Regions from separate parts of the Homo sapiens genome. Here region 1 is linked to region 2. Evidence: chromatin contacts called from ENCODE Hi-C data. All regions are on one chromosome and are shown on one strand. Each heading gives the region's core, a stretch centred on a gene start or an enhancer-like site at or near the end of the contact. The rest is flanking DNA. Distances are from core to core; before and after follow the strand shown.

The links. Hi-C counts contacts between places; a loop is a spot of excess contacts on that map. Pooled maps may share reads with other maps.
Region 1: a pooled map shows a loop between it and region 2 (3-fold over the local background). The contact joins the enhancer-like site here to the promoter of MSL3B in region 2. A Hi-C loop is called at or near these places in 1 of 168 maps with a recorded cell type or tissue (naive thymus-derived CD4-positive, alpha-beta T cell), 4 of 37 single-sample maps with no recorded cell type and 13 of 50 pooled maps.

What each region holds. Positions count from the first base shown.
Region 1 is chr2:234,306,616-234,312,540 of GRCh38, reverse strand. No RefSeq gene overlaps it. Among named protein-coding and RNA genes, the nearest start is that of LINC01891, 150 kb to the left of the region's middle. RefSeq lists an enhancer at 3,359-3,498. Within about 2 kb of position 3,565, at least 5 of the 41 ENCODE cell types and tissues checked have a DNase peak (open chromatin) inside an H3K27ac peak, as active enhancers do.
Region 2 is chr2:233,865,998-233,872,576 of GRCh38, reverse strand. MSL3B (MSL complex subunit 3B) reads left to right here and starts at 4,191. Exons shown (of 2, transcript NM_001425333.1): 1 at 4,191-4,250; 2 at 5,227-6,579. The coding sequence starts at 5,382. The coding sequence ends at 6,452.

The sequences.
Region 1 (5,925 bases), core at 2,316-4,815, 440 kb before region 2:
AAAAAATTACAAAACAAAAATCAAACCATAAAATATAAAACTTAAGCATTACTTTCTTCTCAAATCCCTGACCCGGGGAGAAGGGAGGAGATCAGGATTAAGGAGGAGAGCATTGAGGGAGTCTGCAGGTTTTTTTGTCTGAGTACTCCTAATTTTTCTACATAATTTATAACCAGAAAATTTTCAACTATTTATTTTTAAAGACAAAAAACATATAGGGAATAAAGGAGAATTGATAAATAAACCCCAAAGCTGGCTATCTGAGAGTTGGTCAGAGATATCTTGGTAAAGCTCATTGAGAAAAATTATACATGAAAATCAGAAATTAGGCTGCGTGCATGATCCCAGCACATTGGGAGGCCGAGGCAGGCAGATCACCTGAGGTCAGGAGTTCAAGACCACCCTGGCCAACATGGCGAAATCCTGTCTCTACTAAAACTACAAAAATTAGCCTGGAGAAGGGAGGGGATCAGAAAAATGCCACAAGTCATTTTTGCTATGAAGTCTCCGAACTCTAGCTAGGTTTAATGGTGCAACATCTGCATATTTGTATTTGTCTGTTTTCTTGCTGCTGATAAAGACATACCTGAGACTGGGCAATTTACAAAAGAAAGAGGTTTAATTGGACTTATAGTTCCGCATGGCTGGGGAGGCCTCACAATCATGGCAGAAGATTTCACTGGGAAATTCATTAAAGCTTTCGAGGAAAAGAGACTTTCCATATTTTATAAACTCTTCCAGATAACAAAGAAAATTATAATATCATTTTTAATGTAAATAATCTATTTTTTTAATATCAGCAACTTTGGCAAAGACAGCATGTTATTAATAAAATTGCAGACATCCTAAATAAAACACTTGAAAATAAATTCATAGATATGTTACAATATTTCAGTATGTCATTGAAGGCTTATTCCAAGAAGACAGAGTAATATTAATATAATGGTAGGAAATCTATTAATGCATACTTTAAAATACAAAATAAAAAAAAATAGATGCTGAAGAAGTATTTAATAAAGCTTAACTATCATTGTTATTTTTAAAAACCCTCTTAACTAGATATTATAGGATGACATCTTATACCAACGAGACAATATTATACTTTAAGAGAGAAAAGTTGAAAGCGGCTGGGCATGGTGGCTCTTGCCTGTAATCCCAGCACTTTAGGAGGCTGAGGCGGGTGGATCACCTAAGGTCGGGAGTTCGAGACCAGCCTGACCAACATGTAGAAACCCCGTCTCTACTAAAAATACAAAATTAGCTGGGTGTGGTGGTGTGTACCTGTAATCCCAGCTACTTGGGAGGCTGAGGCAGGAGAATTGCTTGAACCCAGGAGGCAGAGGTTGCAGTGAGCCAAGGTCACACCATTGCACTCCAGCCTGGGCAACAAGAGTGAAACTCCATCTCAAAAAGAAAGAAAGAAAAGAAAAGTTGAAAGCATTTCCAATAAATTCCGAAATACCTGCCATTTCCTATTGTCTAATGTAGCTCTAAAAGTTCGGGGCAATGAAATAAGTCCAGAAACAGCAATACAAGGTATAACTTTTTAAGTCAAGAAGACAAAATGATCTATATTTGCCTGTGATATGATATTTAATTTGTGACTCTAGGAAACTTTAATTACAAATTAAAAACTATTAAGACTAATAGAAGAACCCATTAAAAAGAGACGAGGTTTAAGTTAATGAACACAAATCAATGGTTATAAAACAGCCTAAATCGAGTTCCTCAAGGCAGGTGGCTGATCAACATGGACTAGAAAGGGCTCCTTGCTGGGCCTTCACAAAGGAGAGTGATGGTCAGAGGCTGGAAGACTGATGTTGCTGCTTCACAGTAGATATGGGCCAAGACATTATAAACTGTCATATTCTGAAAGTGTTGTGTGTTCCGAAGCCTTCTCTCTGTTGATGATTACTGTTACCCTCTGTTGGTGTCTCCATAGAGATTATTGCTTAAAAAAAAATAAGAAAGCCGACCTGCGGGTTAGTCTTAAGAAGGTGTGTCACTTGCTTCCTAGAGTCCCAGCCCCAGAGGAGTGGTTGGTGCAGCGCCATCTGGACCATGCAGCCACCACAGCGAGTTGGGGGTGACAATTTGAGTCTAAGGGAGTGATCCTGGGAGCTCAGCAGGAGAAAAGCCCAGGAGTTGTTCCTGGATATATTGCTTGCAAATCTCCAGGCAAGCTCAGCTGTTTCAGCGGATGAGTGTTTCCTGACGTGTGGGCACCTGCTGCTGGTTCTGTCCCCTTTCTCCAGTGTCCTTTAGAGTGTGCCTGGGGATAGAAGCAGTGTTATTTCTCCCTTGGCTTCAAGCAGGAAAAATATTCTCATACAGTGTTGTCTGAAAGAGTGATTTTCAAAATTGTGGGTCATGACTCGATAGAGGATAGAGAATCTGTGTAGTGGATTTTGAGAAACTTTTTAAAAAATACAACTAATGGAAGAGAAGATAAAATGCCGAAGGACTTCACACGCAGTAAGGGCATGCGCTGTTTTGTGGCATTTCGGTTTCCTGGTTTGGGAAGAAGAAGCAGATGGTCTACACCACTGGAAGGCACAACTCCATAGACAAGGGGTTCCTGGACAAAAAGTTGATAGTAGCACCAGAAAGGTAGAAGCAGAAAGCAAACACATCCCACACACCTGGAGGCACCGAGGCAAGAGCTGTTCAGGTCATGGCCTTGGTGTAATCCTTGCCTTCTCTTTTCTCTCATGCTCTACATGTAAACCATATACAAAATTTGTCAGCTTGACCTGCACTCTATATCCAGATTCCAATCACTTCTCACCATTTACTCTGCAAAGTGGCAGCTGGAATATTTATATGGTTTGGCTGTGTCCCCACCCAAATCTCATCTTGACTGTAACTCCCACAATTCCCATAAGGGGAGGTGATCGAACTATGGGGGTGGGGGGCGGTCTTTCCTGAGCTGTTCTCATGATGGTGAATGAGTCTCATGAGATCTGATGGTTTTAAAAATGGGAGTTTCCCTGCACAAATTCTCTTTCTTTGCCTGCTGCCATCCACGTAAGACGTGACTTGCTTTTCCTTGCCTTCCGCCATGATTGTGAGGCCTCCCCACCCATGTGGAACTATAAGTCCAATTAAACCTCTTTCTTTTGTAAATTGCTCACTCTCAGGTATATCTTTATCAGCAGCATGAAAACAGACTAATACAAATATGCAGATGTTGCACCATTAAACCTAGCTAGAGTTTGGAGACTTCATAGCAAGGACGACTTGTGGCATTTTTCTGGTTATTTGCCATTAAATTGTGAGCCAGTGAACTGAAAGGCAGCACACTTAAAAGAGTCATTTTATCCACTGTTCTCTTTCATTTAACTGACGATCTCCTCTTTCTCCCTGTGATGCTGTAAACCCCATGTCTTTTGTGAAACTGGCTCTGTAATCAGACCATGGCCCATCCAGCCTTGAAGCTCTCTCCTGCTTACAGATGGGGTTTTGACATTATGCCTTTGGGTTTTGTGGCACAGAGATTTCCACTTCTTCCTCATGAGCCCAAGCAAGCGTGAGCTGTCTCAGCTACTTGGAGATTGACGTCAATCTTTCCGCATGAGCCAGGGGAAGCTGCCTCATTTGTTTGCCCTGTGGCTTCTCTACTTTTCAAAAAAGGGAAATCAGTTCTTCTCTGAGTCATGTTATATTTTTTGTGACCGATAGTAAACCTCTGAGAAATATCTCTAGACGTTACACAGTTCAAATCAGTCACTTATAAAATTAAGCATTATGCTCTCTCTCCTTCTGAAAAGTCCAGACAAAGAGCATCAGATTTCAGAGAAGAATCTGCTCTTCAGAACAAGGGCTAACCTTGCATGTGCAGTTGTCAGGTAAAGATAGATCAGCCCTACTCACATGGCTGTAACCATCCACAATTTGGTTTCTCTGTGCAAGTTCCTCTGGTTAAGAAGCCTGGGATACCCAGGGAGATGCTGGGTGATGGGCTTGCACACAGTATCGTTGGCGGCTTCCTAAGATGTCAGGCTGAGCATATCCATGTTTCGATTTTGGTGTCAGCCATCAGTTGCTTTTAGGCTTACAGCAATTCTCTATTTTATGAACTCAAACAAAATTACAGAAGGAAAGCTGTCAATTACTTTTCTTTACTTTCTGAATTAGAGTGTCCATCCCTAGTCCTCCACCAGACACCACTGTAGGCAAACAAAGCATCTTACAAATGATGCATCATCAAGATGCACAGGGAATTTTTTTTTTTTAAGAACTACAGGAAAAAAATCAGTCACATGTTTAGCATTTTCCCTGGAACAAATTTATTTTGCTGTTACAGTGGTCGGTGGCCTGCGGTGTCTGTCCTTGGTATTTGGACAAGGAGATGCCTGCTCAGTGACTAAGCTGGGGTTCTCCACATCAGCAAGGCCCTCACTCAGGATTGGCCATGGATATGGACCGACCCCACTGCACCTTTAGAGTCCAACAGCTTTCCTTCGCAAGATGGCCCACTGGAGGTGAAGGTGGATTCTGTTGCCCTGGATCCCAGGAAGTTAACTTGTTCCTATGTGAGTCAAACCTTGGGTCTGATCTCAATTGTTTCCAACCATAAGCAATTGGTCTAGTGTTCGATGCAGGGCATGCTCAGAGCTGTCTGGTTATTTGTCCACACCTTGCTTGGCACATGTGTTATTTTGGAGAAAACTTCCTTTCTGCCTGAGAAGCAGGCAATGAAAGGGAGCCTCCACTGGTAGACAAGACTCTCATTCTCAGGCTTTGCTAACCTCCAAGGCAGAGTTTGTGCCTTGTTTCTCTGAACCCGAATGGCACCTATTGAGTTCCTTTTTTATAGCACCCGTTAAGTTCCTCTCAAGTTCTCTAACTCTAACCCTAACTCTAGTAGCATATATCACTTACCTTATTGTAACTGTTGCTTCCTCATTACATTGTAAGTTACTTGCAGGTGGATATTTAGTGTTAATTCATGTTGGTATCCCCAAGCTTAACATAGTAGCCACTTGTATCAGTTACCTCTTGCTGTGTAACAAATTATCCCAAACTCAGTACCTTAAGACAATGAGCACTTATTATTGTGGCTTATGTGTCAGTGGATCAGCTGAGGGTTGGCTGCTGAGCTGTACTGAACTTGACTGACCTCAGCTGGGTTCATTCGTGCATTTGGGGGATCATCTGGGGTCACTGCTCTAGCCTGGGCTTGGCTGGTAGAATTTAGCTGAGGCAGCTCTGCCCCACACAGCTCTCATCCTCCTCACAGGACCAGTGACCTAGTCTGGGCATGTCCTTCTCATGGCCATGGCAGAAGATCAAAACAGAAAAAAAAAAAAAAAAAAAAAAAAAAAAAAAAGCATTAAGGTCTCTCGAGACCTAGGTTCAAAACTAGTAGTGCTCGGTCACTGTTATCTCATTCTATTAGACGAAGCAAGTCTCACGATCAAGGCCACCCCCAAGGTGGGAAAACAGACTCTGCCTCTTTGGGGTAGCAGGTACTGTATAGTCCACATGGCAATGGATGAGCCCATTAACTTAATTGGGCACACTCCTTGACTCATACCATTAGCAAGTTCAGGCTCAGCTTGGCGCCAGTTCTTTTCTCAGTCAGAGGGGATTCAGCTGGGTGCAACGACTCACACCTGTAATGCCAGCTACTCAGAAGGCTGAGGTGGGAGGATCACTTAAGGCCAGGAGTTCAAGACCAGCCTGGGCAATGTAGTGAGACCCTGTCTCTAAAAAAGAAGGGGAGGGATTAAAGGATTCCTTCTTTGGTGCAAACCCAGCATTGATCCAAGCTTGCTTCGTGGAAGCCGTCTAGTTAATATCTGGCACCCAGCCTAGGAGGTGATTTGAAATGGGTAGGAGGGGCTCATAATATCCGGGGATGAGACTCCTGTCCTGAAACCACTCCTGCAAGCTAGGACTTGCTGAGTCCTGAGAAATAGC
Region 2 (6,579 bases), core at 2,942-5,441:
CACACATTTATGAGCCATTGTATTCCATGTTGGTTGATGCTTTTAAACCAAACTAAACTTTGCCTGAGAAGGACTCCATACTTCTATATTTGAGTCCTTGTGGACAAACTGCAACCTAACTTAATAGGTAGACAAGATTGAAAACCTAACTTAGGAGTATGTGACTGTAACAATAATTGAGTCTTGGCCAATCCCAGCAGCCATACTTCAATCACTCATACACTTCTGAGTGTTCAGACTGCGTTCAAAGAAAGCAAATGCTGAGCTGTAACCAACCCAGTTGTTTCTCTACCTCACTTCCCTTTTTTTGTCTATAAATCTTCCACCATGTGGCTGTGCTGGAGTCTCTGAATCTGCTGTGATTCTGGGAGCTACCCAATTCATGAATCGTTCATTGCTCAATTAAACTCCATTAAATTTAATTCAGCTGAAGTTTTTCTTTTAACAATGCCAATTTATGAACTTTGTCCTTTCTCTTTTTGGAGTCTTCATGTTCTTATTTATACGTTCTTCCTATTAAACCTTTGTAATATAGAATGCAACTATTTTTTCCATTTTGTTGTTTATTAAATGTGTCTTATTTTGTCATAAAGAAATGTTTCATTTCTATGTATTCACATTTTTTAAACATATTTTCTTTCTATTTCTTGCCTTTGATGTCATTCTTAGAAAGACTTTCCTGACCCCCTTGCAATATTGAAATGATCATGAAAGTAAATATTTAAGCTCAGCTGCTATAAAAAATCATGAAAGAAAATTAAAAGCCATTCTGTATAAAAGATACAGAAAAATGAACGAAGTACTAATAAACACTAGAACCAAAAATTTGAAGTACTAATAAACACAAGAAGTTAAAGTTAGTGTTTAGTAATGGTAGATCATATTTATGTGAAGATACGAAAAAGGGGAAATAATTTTAATTGAAAGAAGAATAAGATGACAAGGCAAATTACAGAGTGTTAAAGTTGAAAATATTAGGAAGCTTTATATTTGTGCAAATTATTTAGGTCATCGTATGGGGTAATAACAATGGCACAGGCTTGAAATCTTACCAAATGCAAAGCATTTGTAATAGAAAGATCTCAGAGCCATATCCTTTAACAGGTGATAGGCACGGAGAACAGCCTGGAAAAAGAACTCAGAACCCAAGAGGACACAGAAAAGTTCTACTGTAGGTCACTGGGCAGTTGTTTCAAAGCTGTACAGTGGATTTGAACCAGCAATCCAAAAGTACATTATTTCAGCATTTAATTTTCACGATAAAAACTTCTCATTATATTACAAAACTGTTCTAGTTATTTCTAGTATGTAGATTGGAAATAGTATTAAATGTCTTAAAACAACTTTCATTAATAAAACTTAGTAAGATCCCTGCGTTTCATCTCTCCCAAGTCTCAAATCTGTTCTTTTATATATGAGCAATATTTTGCAGTAACTGAATTATTGCTCTGAACCCTTTCCACCTGACTGTGTAGCCAAAAATGCTATAATAAGCTACTTATGCTACACAGTAGACATGAAATTCTTAACTAGAATAAAAAGTTTCTGTAATTAGATTAAGTCAAGTTTGACCTCTAAGTCATTGTTTAGTAGCGCAACTAATTCCTCCTAGAAATGTGGGTTAATGCTGAGGTTAATTTGCCCAACCTGATCTGATCTCACATGATTATACAGATCTTTGAATGTAATCACCACATAATTTTTAATAAAACCTAAATTAGCATAACATGTTTCCAAATCAGCATCCTTAATCCTATCCTTATATGTCTGCCACAAAGATGAAACATTGAGAGTTATTTTTAAATTATGTAAGTTTCTTGATTAACCCCATAGTAATTCCCTTCACTTTGATCTCACTTTTTTAAAGATTAAGAAAGATCTCATTTAACTTTCAAATATAACTATATTTCTCAATATTTCAGTTGTTTAATTTGTCATTGATTATACATTTTTTACAATAGAAGCAAATATTCAACTGAATCTTCATCTGTTTTATTTGGAGAACCATCTTGCTACTATATATAGGACAAGACATCCAAACTCTTCATTTTTATTTGCCAAATAATATCTCAGTCAAAGGATACCACTGACAGCATTCAGTGACTTGTGGAGTCTTTTACTCCACCCAACAAGAGCAGGATATGCATTTTTTCAAGCACCCATGGAACGTACACCAAAATAGGCAGTATTCTGGGCCATGAAACAAGTCTCAACAAGTTTAAAAGTATTGAAATAATATAGATTATGTCTTTTGATGATAATAGAATCAAACTAGAAATCAATAACAGGAAGACAACAAGAAAATCTCTAAACACGTAAAAATTGAACAACGTACTTCTGAATAAGCCATGGATCAAAGAAGAAGTATAAAAGGAAACTTTTAAAAATACATAGAATTGAATGAAAATGAAAACATAATCGAAGTATATGGGATGCAGCTAAAGCAATTATGTGAGGGAAATTTATAGCACTAAATGCTATAAATCAACAACTTATATTCCTAGCTCAAAAAATTAGAAAAAGAAGAGCAAAATAAAGCCAACACAAGCAAAATGTTACCTTCAGAGAAACTATTTAAAGTATAAAAGAGGCATCTTGAATTATTTCTTACAACTACATGTGAATCTGTAATTATTTCATTAAATTCTAATTTTAAAATGTCAATTGCATTTTCATACATCAACAGTAGAAAAATGGAACTTTAAATCATATAATTTACAAAAGACTTCTAAAAATCCAACAAAATGTATCTGATAAAATTATAATTCATAAAATATATACTGCTAAAATTATAACTATAAAGAAAACTATAATTTATTCCATCTTTTGAAAGATATTAAAGAGGACCTAAATCACAGGAGGGATATTCCATGTTAACAGATTAGAAGATCCAATAGCATAAATATATCAATTATTCCCCCTAATTGATCTATAGATTCAAAGTAATTCTAATGAAAATGCCAAAAGAGTTTCTGTAAAACTAACAAACTGGTAATAAGATGTATATGGAAAAATCAAAGGTCAACCATAGCCATAACACAGCTAAGGAAAACGAACAAGGAGAGAAGAGTTACCCAGCTAGATAGTTATTATAACACTGTGATTAGGTGCAAAGGTAGAAAAAAAAGGACCAGTGAAATACAATATAGAATCTAGAGACAGGCCAATGTACACATAGAAGAGATACAGTTCAGGGGTGGCATTATAGAACAGTGAGGAAAGGATAAATTATTCAATAAATGTTACTAAGACAATTTGTTATCCACATTAAGGAAAAGAGAATTGGCCTTCTACCTTAAAGCAAATACAAAAATCAGTTCCAGTGGATTAAAAGTTTAAACGTGAGAGGTAAGTTTTATAACCACGGAACATAAAATGATTTCTTAAATAAGACACCAAAAGTGCCTATCATAAAGGAGAAAAATACAAATTTTACTTCAATTTTGCACTGGGAATATTAGCAAAAACACAATACTAAGTGTTGGCAAGAGCATAAGAACTCAAACACCAACATGAGTGACATTTTATTGTTATTCTTTATATGTTATGCATGCCACAAAAGGTTTTGTATGTATTGCATATTTAATTTTAAAATTAAATATAAAATGATTTTTTTCTTGACAAATGAAATGCTTCTAGTATTTATCATTAAGCAAAATGTTAGGACTATAAATTTTAATTATTTTAATATTCAATATCTCTTGGTAGTATACTTAGGATTTTTAAAGTAGGGAATAATATTAAATTTATCTTGCAAGTAGAAATAGTAATAAAAACTTCTAAATAATGCTTGTATCAAAGAAGGAAACAAAAGGAAAATCACGAACTGGTACTCAGAGAATAGACAGCCTTAAATGCATTTATTAGCAAACAAAAGTAAATGGAAGTAAATTCATTATGCTTTCAATTCAAGAAACGATTTTAGAACAGTTTAACCTAAGTTAAAAGGAACAAAATAATACAGTCAAGAAATTAAAGAAAATAAAAACAAAAACGTGATCAAGAAACATTAAGCGCTGGTTCCTTTAAAAGACCAGTAAAACAGATAAAGTTCAACAACATAATTAATTAAAGAGAGACAAGGGATACATAAATAAATAGCATTAGAAATCAAATGGGGCTTCCGCCCGGCATGCCGGACCGCGCATGCGCCGTCGGCAGCGTCGCGCGCGCCCTGTCGCGCAGCCGGCGCTACGTGTGCGCCCGGGACGCGGACGCAAGCCGCCGACGGAGGAGGCCTTTTAACTACGGTGGGTTTCTCTCTTCGCGTTAAATCTCCCCTGCCGTGCAGCCTGGTGCCGCGTAGGCTCCCGTGGGACGCTCCCGTCGGACGCCGTCCGACCTAGATTGTTAATGTTATTGTTGGGAAAGGCGAAAAAGGCAGAAAGATCCCAGAATAGCTGATCCGTTGTAACGGTTGGAACTGAAGCTGGGATAGATGGGTAGCCGAAGATCATGTGCTTCGTGAGCCCAGTGAAAATCGTAGATTGGCCAGGTGCGGTGCCTCACGCCTGTTTCCCAGCATTTTGGGAGGCGGAGGCGGGTGGATCACGAGGTCAGGAGTTTGAGACCAGCCTGGCCAACATGGCGAAACTCTGTCTCTACTAAAAATACAAAAAGTGGTTGGGCGTGGTGGCGGGCGCCTGTAATCCCAGCTATTTGTGAGGCTGAGGCAGGAGAATCGTTTCAACCCGGGAGGCGGAGGTTGCAGTGAGCCGAGATCGCCATTGCACTCTAGCCTGGGCGGCAGGGTGAGACTCTGTCTCAAAAAAAAAAAAAAAAAAAAATCGTAGATTAGGGTCTGGGCGCGGTGGCTCACTCCTGTAATCCCAGCACTTTAGGAGGCCGAGGTGGGCGGATCACTTGAGGTCAGGAGTTTGAGACCCGCCTGGCCAACATGGTGAAACCCCGTCTCTGCTAAAAATACAAAACAATTAGCAGGACATGGTGGTGGGCGCCTATAATCCCAGCTACTCTGGAGGCTGAGGCAGGAGAATCACTTGAACCCGGGAGGCGGAGGTTGCAGTGTGCTGAGACCGCGCCACCGCACTCCATCCTGGGCAACAATACCGAAACTCTTGTCACAAAAAAAAGAAAGAAAGAAAGAAAGAAATTCGTAGATTACAGCATAAATTGGCAAGAAATGCTGTAGCTCACCTGAGGAGCAAGAGAGAAAGAAGCAGCCGCTCCAGGTTGCTTGGTGCTGACTCTGTCTTTTTTTAAAAGGCCTCTCCATCGAAGAAAAAAATGAAAATGATGAAAACTCATTAAGCAGTTCCTCTGACAGTAGTGAAGACAAGGATGAAAAAATAAGTGAAGAATGTGATATTGAAGAAAAGACTGAAGTGAAAGAAGAACCGGAGCTTCAAACAAAAAGGGAAATGGAAGAAAGAACAGTAACTCTAGAAATCCCTGAAGTTCTGAAGAGGCAGCTGGAGGATGATTGTTACTACATTAATCGGAGGAAACGGTTAGTGCAACTTCCATGCCACACCAACATCATAACGATTTTGGAATCCTATGTGAAGCATTTTGCTATCAGTGCAGCCTTTTCAGCCAATGAGAGGCCTCGTCACCATCACGCTATGCCACATGCCAGCATGAACGTGCCTTATATCCCAGCAGAAAAGAATATTGACCTTTGTAAGGAGATGGTGGATGGATTAAGAATAACCTTTGATTACACTCTCCCGTTGGTTTTACTCTATCCCTATGAACAAGCTCAGTATAAAAAGGTGACTGCATCTAAGGTTTTTCTTGCAATTAAGGAAAGTGCCACAAATACTAATAGGAGCCAGGAGAAGCTCTCTCCCAGCTTACGTTTGTTGAATCCATCCAGGCCGCAGTCTACAGAGAGTCAGTCGACCAGCGGTGAACCAGCCACCCCTAAAAGGCGCAAAGCCGAGCCGCAAGCAGTGCAGTCTCTGAGGCGGTCCTCGCCCCACACCGCCAACTGTGACAGGCTTTCTAAGAGCAGCACCTCACCTCAGCCCAAGCGCTGGCAGCAGGACATGTCCACCAGTGTGCCCAAGCTGTTCCTGCACCTGGAAAAGAAGACACCTGTGCATAGCAGATCATCTTCACCTACTCTGACTCCTAGCCAGGAAGGGAGTCCTGTGTTTGCTGGCTTTGAAGGGAGAAGAACTAATGAAATAAATGAGGTCCTCTCCTGGAAGCTCGTACCTGACAATTACCCACCAGGTGACCAGCCACCTCCACCCTCTTACATTTACGGGGCGCAACATTTGCTGCGATTGTTTGTCAAACTTCCAGAAATTCTTGGAAAAATGTCCTTTACTGAGAAGAATCTGAAGGCTTTATTGAAGCACTTTGATCTCTTTGTGAGGTTTTTAGCAGAATACCACGATGACTTCTTCCCAGAGTCAGCTTACGTCGCTGCCTCTGAGGTGCATTACAGCACCAGGAACCCCCAGGCAGTCAATAAGTGTTGATGGTTCTGTAAGAACAACTGCTCCATCTAGCATGGTGTTCTGAGTTCCAGGTAAAAAATTAACAAGGTGGTGGGTTTTTATCCAGAGCACAAAACAAAGTGCCCACCAGGGGGCTTTGACAGAGGTG